2 separate regions of the Homo sapiens genome follow, and region 2 is linked to region 1. A link is an interaction called in ENCODE POLR2A ChIA-PET data of the cell type or tissue named here. Cell type or tissue: GM12878. All regions are shown on one strand. Each heading gives the region's core, and the rest is flanking DNA. Links, peaks and the distances in the headings are about the cores only.

Region 1 (3,288 bases), core at 520-3,019:
AGCTACTTGGGAGGCTGAGGCAGGAGAATCGCTTGAACCTGAGAGGTGGAGGTTGCTGTGAGCCAAGATCACGCCACTGCACTCCAGGCTGGGCAACAAGAGTGAAACTCTGTCTCAAACAAAACAAAACAAAACAAAACAAAACAACCAAAAAAAAAAAAAGAAAGAAAAAAAGAAAAGAAAAAGAAATATCCAAGCAGAGGCCACATAGTTTCTTGAAAATACCTGGACATTTCCAAGGTGAAGCCCACTTTAGTAGCCCGGCCCATTAGCAAATTTAATGGTGGTCATTTTAGGCAGGGAGGGCAGAAAGAGCAAAATTGCAGGAGGGAGAAGGCGGGCAGAGGAAAGCAAGGAGACAAGGGCAGGTGACTCTTGCGCCCATTCCTCATGCCCACATACAACACACACAGAGTGGGCATCTGGTGGCAGGGGCTGATGGGAGGGGAGGGAAAGACAGTGATCTTTGGAACTCTGAACTCGTGATAAGGTCTTGGTTTTAAAACAAAACAAAACAAAAAACACCTGCTGGTAGCTCTGTCAATTACCATCAGAAGAGGAGGCTGGACTTTGGTGCTCAGATTAAAACACACTCATGACTCACTGGTGGGGGGGTGCACTTTCTATGGGGGACAAGTAGGGGCTGGGCTACTCTGCATAAATCTCTGTCCCAAGGTTACAAGGACAAACCTCTCTGATCAGTGGGCCCCTCCCCCATGGGGACAATTGTCCAGGGCTCCAGGGAAGAGGAGGAACAGAACACCTCTCAGAAATGGAGTCAGGTTGTCCTGATTGGATTCAGATTGTTGTATGGTCACCTACTGGCTGCATAACCTTGGGCAAGTGACCTCACCTGCAATGAGCCTTAGTGAAGATGGTAACAGTGATAATGTGGGCCTTTCTTGTGGGTGTGTGTGACTAGGGTTACTACTCAGGTGACATGCATAGAGGGAGTGCTCTCAGCCCAGTGCCCCAGCTAGTGGAAAGTGCTGGGTACCTGGTGAGTGACTCCACATCAGTTCACTTCAGACTCCACCTGGAGTTTCTCCCCTTGCTAAATCCAGGAAGGCCTTGGTGACCGTTAGGAGCTGCCGCTTTCTCCCTTAGTGTCCCCTTGGAATCTTCTTCTTCTTCTTTTTTTTTTTTTTGAGACAGAGTCTCACTCTGTGGCCCAGGCTGGAGTGCAGTGGCAAGATCTCGGCTCACTGCAGCCTTCGCCTCCCAGATTCTCCTGTCTCAGCCTCCCGAGTAGCTGGGATTACAGGCGCCTGCCACCACACCCAGCTAATTTTTTGTATTTTTAGTAGAGACAGGGTTTCACCATGTTGCCGACCATGTTGCCAAACCAGGCTGGTCTCGAACCCCTGACCTCAGGTGATCCACCCACCTTGGCCTCCTAAAGAGCTGGGATTATAGGCGTGAGCCACCATGCCCGGCCTGGCACCTGCTTCTATGTCTCTTGAGGTCCGCATCTGAATCTCTGCTACGTGACCCTGTGGCCCATATCCTATGTCTCCACCTTGTCAAGAGTGCATCCCTCACCCCAAGTTGTTCTAGAACACAAGAGGTGTGACAAACAAGAGGGCCTGAAGCTGCCTGGGACCCGCTGGGAGAGAAACCAGCTTTTCAGCTTCGTGGACTTGCCACGGACCACTGGGGCTTTCTCAACCACCCATCCTACCCGACTTAAGCTGCTTGCTCAGTTCCTGTTTCACAAAGAAACAAGGAAGTGAAGAGATGGGCCGGCCTCTGGGCAAAGGCTAGCTGGCTTGGGGTTTGGGGAGCACCTCCCCCTCCTGGCTGTGACGAGCCATGAGGAGCAGGGACGGACAGGGAGGAAACGGTTGCTACTGAATCTTTCGCACTTCTATATATATATATTTTTTGGTGCCAAGAGTGCCCAACCACTGATTTGAGGAAGCACCCAGTGAGTTGGTAAAATTCACTGCTGACGTGGTTTAGCTGGCTGAAGAGTAGCCAGCCCAGCCCCTTCTGAGGTCCCAACTCACACACAGCTGGAACCAGCTGACTGGCAAACCAGCAAAGGCTGAGTTAGTTATCATTTTAAAAAATGAACTATTGTCTCACACCTGTAATCCCAGCACTTTGGGAGGCCAAGGCAGGAGGATTGCTTGAGGCCAGAAATTTGAGACCAGCCTAGGCAACATAGACATCATCTCTATAAAATAAAAATTAAAAAAAAAATTAATCGGGCATGGCGGTGCATGCCTGTAGTCCTAGCTAATCAGGAGGCTGAGGCGGGAGAAGCACTTGAGCCCAGGATTTCAAGGTTACGGTGAGCTATGATGGTGCCATTGCTCTCCAGCCTGGGTGACAGAGCAAGACCCTCTCTCTAAAAAAAAAAACAAAAAACAAAAGGAGCTATTTAGATGATTTGTGTATGTACCTATCTACCTATCATCTTACCTATGCCCTTTTCTATTCAGATTTGAAGCTTGAAGGAACGTGGCTCAACACCGCCGTCACCATTGTTGTCACAGCTGTGTGACCTTCAACAGGTCTCCTTGGGCCTCAGTGGGTCATTAGAGGCAGTAAGGGAGTGACAGAAGCACACACTGAAAGCGAGAGCGGAGCCATTGTGGAGCTGAGTCAGTATGCTGCGGATTTAGTCCTTGCTCTGGCCCCACTGGACTGTGTGACCTTGGACAAGTCCCTTCCTCTTCCTGGGTTGCTGTTGAAGTTTTCCCATCTGTACACTGAAAGGACTGCACCAGGTTTTGTGTGTGTGTGTGTGTGTGTGTGTGTGTGTGTGTGTGTGTGTGTGTGTTTGGTCATGGAGCTCCTATTCAGGATTGGCTCTTGAATTTTGCGGGCCTTGTGCAAAATGAAAATGCCCGGTGCCTCTTGCTTAAAAATTATCAAGAATTTTGAGACAGTGACAGGCGAGCATTAAACCAAGCATGGGGCCCTTGTAAGCACAAAGTCTTGAGGGACTGCACAGGTCCTACACCCGTGAAGCTGGCCCTGCAACTACTTCAAGTACAATTTTACGGGAAGCCCGTCAGGGCTACTTCGTGCAGCAGCTCTGTTTTCCTCGACAGCCCCTGTGGTGTTTCTGAGGCATCTCAGGCTCCCGGGAGCATAGTTGGAAAGACGTAAATTAGATGTTTGCTCTAGAGCCTTTCTAATTTTGGCTATTTATATATAAAACTTGGGTTCCAGACCTTTTTCTTACCTACCTGCAAAGGTGAAGCTGAATTGAACTTGTGCTGGGCAAATAACAGCAATATCATTTCTTGTCTGTGTGGCTTCCTGGTTTAGAGTGCT
Region 2 (3,288 bases), core at 239-2,738, 390 kb before region 1:
AAGACAAGTGAAAAGGCATGTTTCAGTCACGATGTAATATTTCCTAAAATTTTGAAGCTATGGGGAGAAAGGTTTGGGAGGAATTTCATAGGGAAAAGAAAATGTGGGGAGGGGGAATGTAAGCAAACAATACTTAGTACATTTTACAAAATTAAAGTCACTTTGTAGGTATATAAAAAGTTTTAAAAGTTGGTTTATTAATGAGAGTAGTGTATTACATTTCTTTTCAAGCAGTAGTTTAAATATTAACCAGTTTACTTTTTTTTAAAGTCAATTTACTTTTCCAGCCTGGACAACATGGTGAAACCTCGTATCTACAAAAAATAGAAAAATTAGCTGGGCGTTGGTGGCTCACGCCTGTAGTCCCAGCTACACAGGAGGCTGAGGCTGGTGAATGGCTTGAGCCCAGGAAGCATAGGTTGCAGTGAGCCGAGATTGTGCCACTGCACTCCAGCTTGGGGACAGAGTGAGACCCTGTCTCAAAAAAAAAAAGTCCATTTACTTTTAAATGCTTTTTTCTTTTTTTTTTGGCAAATTGAGACAAAAGCTGCTGAACTTTCCTAAATCTACACTGTTAGTATTATCAGTTTGTGAAAAGCAAGCAGAAGGAGAATAAACATGAGTATGATATTAAAACAAATTTGTTATAATGTCTGTATTTAGGGTCTTCTGGAGGAATAAACAGAATTAAAAAAAAGAAAAACAAAAACAAAAAAAATTTATTTTTAGTAAATGAACCAGGGGTAGAGGTGGAGGACAAACTAAATTCATTGAACTAAATCACATGGAACTTTTCCTAACCAGTTTCATTTTCTAAGCTCTGAGAGTTACCACTTTCTACTTCTGATGGTTCATTATTTTTGTAAGCTTCTGAAAATCAAAAGCTTGCCCAGATTGAGATAAGTTTCTGCCCCGCTCACGTTTTTATTTTCATGATTTGTCATTATTTCCAAATCTCAACCATTTTATTTCATGTGGTGATGAAGAGTTCTAAAAGCAGGTAAGAAGAACAGTAAAGAAAAATACATTTCCTTTTCTAAGAGTGTAGATCTAAAGTCTCTTATCTGTAATTCAGAAATTGAAATTGTAGAATGACCAAAATTTAAGACTATCAAGTTTTCATAACTCATTTGCCAGTAAAACCTGACCTGAACTGGAGAGAGGCTACTTTATAATCTTTTTAAAATATCACTTAGCGTGATTGGTCATATTAATATGTTTAACTATGAATTGCTGCCCTTTACCTTGCTAGGTGTCACTATGTGGTATATGCCCCATATACTTAAGACCAGATAATTCAAAGTTCCAAATTATACATGGTCCCCAGGATTTCAGATGAGAGACCACAGATCCACATTGGGCTTGTTTTTACCCGTCTGTGGCCTAACGTTATGAAAGCAAGGGGGAAATTCCTTCTCTAATCTCTGCAAGTATACATGGGATGCTACTACCAGTGTCCATTCTGTTTGTCTTTTAAAGCCTAGACAGGACAGGGACATAAGTATCAGCCTCTAGACTAAGCTTGTCCAACCTGCAGCCCAACACAAATTTGTAAACTTTCTTAAAACATTATGAGATTTTTTTGCGATTTTTTTTTTTTTTTTTTTTTTTTTTTTAGCTCATCAGCTATGGTTAGTGTTAGTGTATTTTATATGTGGCCCAGGACAATTCTTCTTCTTCCCATGTGGCTCGGGGAAGCCAAAAGATAGGATATACCTGCTCTAGACAGATGGTTCTCAATGTGTGGTCCCCACCCTAACAGCAGCAGCAGCAACAGCAGCATCCCCTGGGAACTTGTTAGAAATGCACATTCTTGAGCCCCATCCCAGATCTATTGAATCAGAACCTCTGGGCCTGGGGCCTGGCCAGCTTTGTTTTATAAAACCTTCAGGGCATTGGGATACACTCTCAAGTTTGAAAACCACTGCTCTAGATCGGGGTCTGCCAACTACAGCCACAGGCCAAAGCCAGTCAGTCACCTGCTTTTGTATGCCCCAGGAGCCATGAGTGGGTTTTGCATTTTTTTTCTTTTTTCTTTTTCTCTTTTTTTTTCTTTGAAATGGAGTTTCGCTCTCGTTGCCCAGTCTGGAGTGCGATGGCACAATCTCGGCTCACTGCAACCTCCGCCTCCTGGGTTCAAGCTATTCTCCTGCCTCAGCCTCCCGAGTAGCTGGGATTATAGGCATAAGCCACCACGCCCGGCTAATTTTTTGTATTTTTAGTAGAAACAGGGTTTCTCCATGTTGGTCAGGCTGGTCTCTAACTCCCAACCTCAGGTGATTCACCCTCCTCGGCCTTCCAAAGTGCTGGGATTACAGGCGTGAGCCACTGCACCTGGTCTTTTTTCTTTTCTTTTTTTTTTTTTTTGAGACGGAGTCTCACTCTGTTGCCAGGCTGGAGTGCAGTGGTGCGATCTCGGCTCACTGCAACCTCCGCCTCCCGGGTTCAAGCGATTCTCCTGCCTCAGCCTCCCGAGTAGCTGGGACTACAAGCATGCCCCACCACACCTGCCCAGCTAATTTTTAACGGGGTTTCACCATGTTGGCCAGGATGGTCTCGATCTCTTGACCTCGTGATCTGCCCACCTAGGCCTCCCAAAGTGCTGGGATTACAGGCGTGAGCCACCACGCCTGACCTACATTTTTTAAACGGCTGAAAAAAAAAAGAATTTCGTGACACATGAAAATTATATAAAATTTAAACTTCAGTGTCCATAAAGTTTTATTGGAACATGGCCACATCCATTCATTTATGTATTGTCTTTGGCTGCTTTTATGCAGCATCAGTGGAATTGAGTAGTTGCAGCAGACACCAAATGGCCCAGAAAGCTGAAAATATTTACCATCTGGTTCTTTGCAGAAAAAATTTGCTGCTCTAGGTTGATAGTCAACAAACACGAGGAGTAATCACAGAATAATCAGAGACTGAGACCTTCCTTTATCTGAAAATGTCAGCGTCTCCCTAGAAAAAGAAATCTACAGAACTCTTATATTTCTATGTACAGGTGCTGTTATGATCATCACATCATTACATAGCTCTGCATAGTTTTACGTCAAAATAACCTTTGTATTATTTTGGAGGAGTAAGAGTCAAGGAGTTGCTGGACACTTCACATTTTGTCATTATAAAAAATATTTCATAGTCCAAAATTTTTTAGTTCTTTGGGGGAGAGAAACTCATTAAAATTTTTTTTTCTGATTTTCTTCTGAGCTTTAACATTTCTGTATTCCAGGACACATTACCTTTCATGCAAGATTGAACTGTGTCCTGGTTAGAGTGTTGCGTTTT

The links. Peaks named below come from ENCODE experiments on the same cell type or tissue, not always from the same donor. Only the 100,000 strongest peaks of a DNase experiment are listed, where the experiment ranks them.
Region 2: POLR2A ChIA-PET joins it to region 1 with 5 read pairs; 1 of 35 experiments calls an interaction of 5 or more read pairs at or near these places.

What each region holds. Positions count from the first base shown.
Region 1 is chrX:129,771,527-129,774,814 of GRCh38, reverse strand. No RefSeq gene overlaps it. Among named protein-coding and RNA genes, the nearest start is that of SASH3, 6.8 kb to the left of the region's middle. RefSeq lists an enhancer at 1,368-1,667. In GM12878, for the core only: a CTCF peak has its summit at 1,795 (motif pointing left); a DNase peak (open chromatin) is centred at 1,744; H3K27ac peaks cover 2,500 bases.
Region 2 is chrX:130,157,033-130,160,320 of GRCh38, reverse strand. The region is part of intron 1 of AIFM1 (apoptosis inducing factor mitochondria associated 1); the gene reads left to right. It also overlaps a transcript of RAB33A not described here. Among named protein-coding and RNA genes, the nearest start is that of AIFM1, 7.2 kb to the left of the region's middle. In GM12878, for the core only: no CTCF peak of the experiment used is centred there; no DNase peak of the experiment used is centred there; H3K27ac peaks cover 473 bases.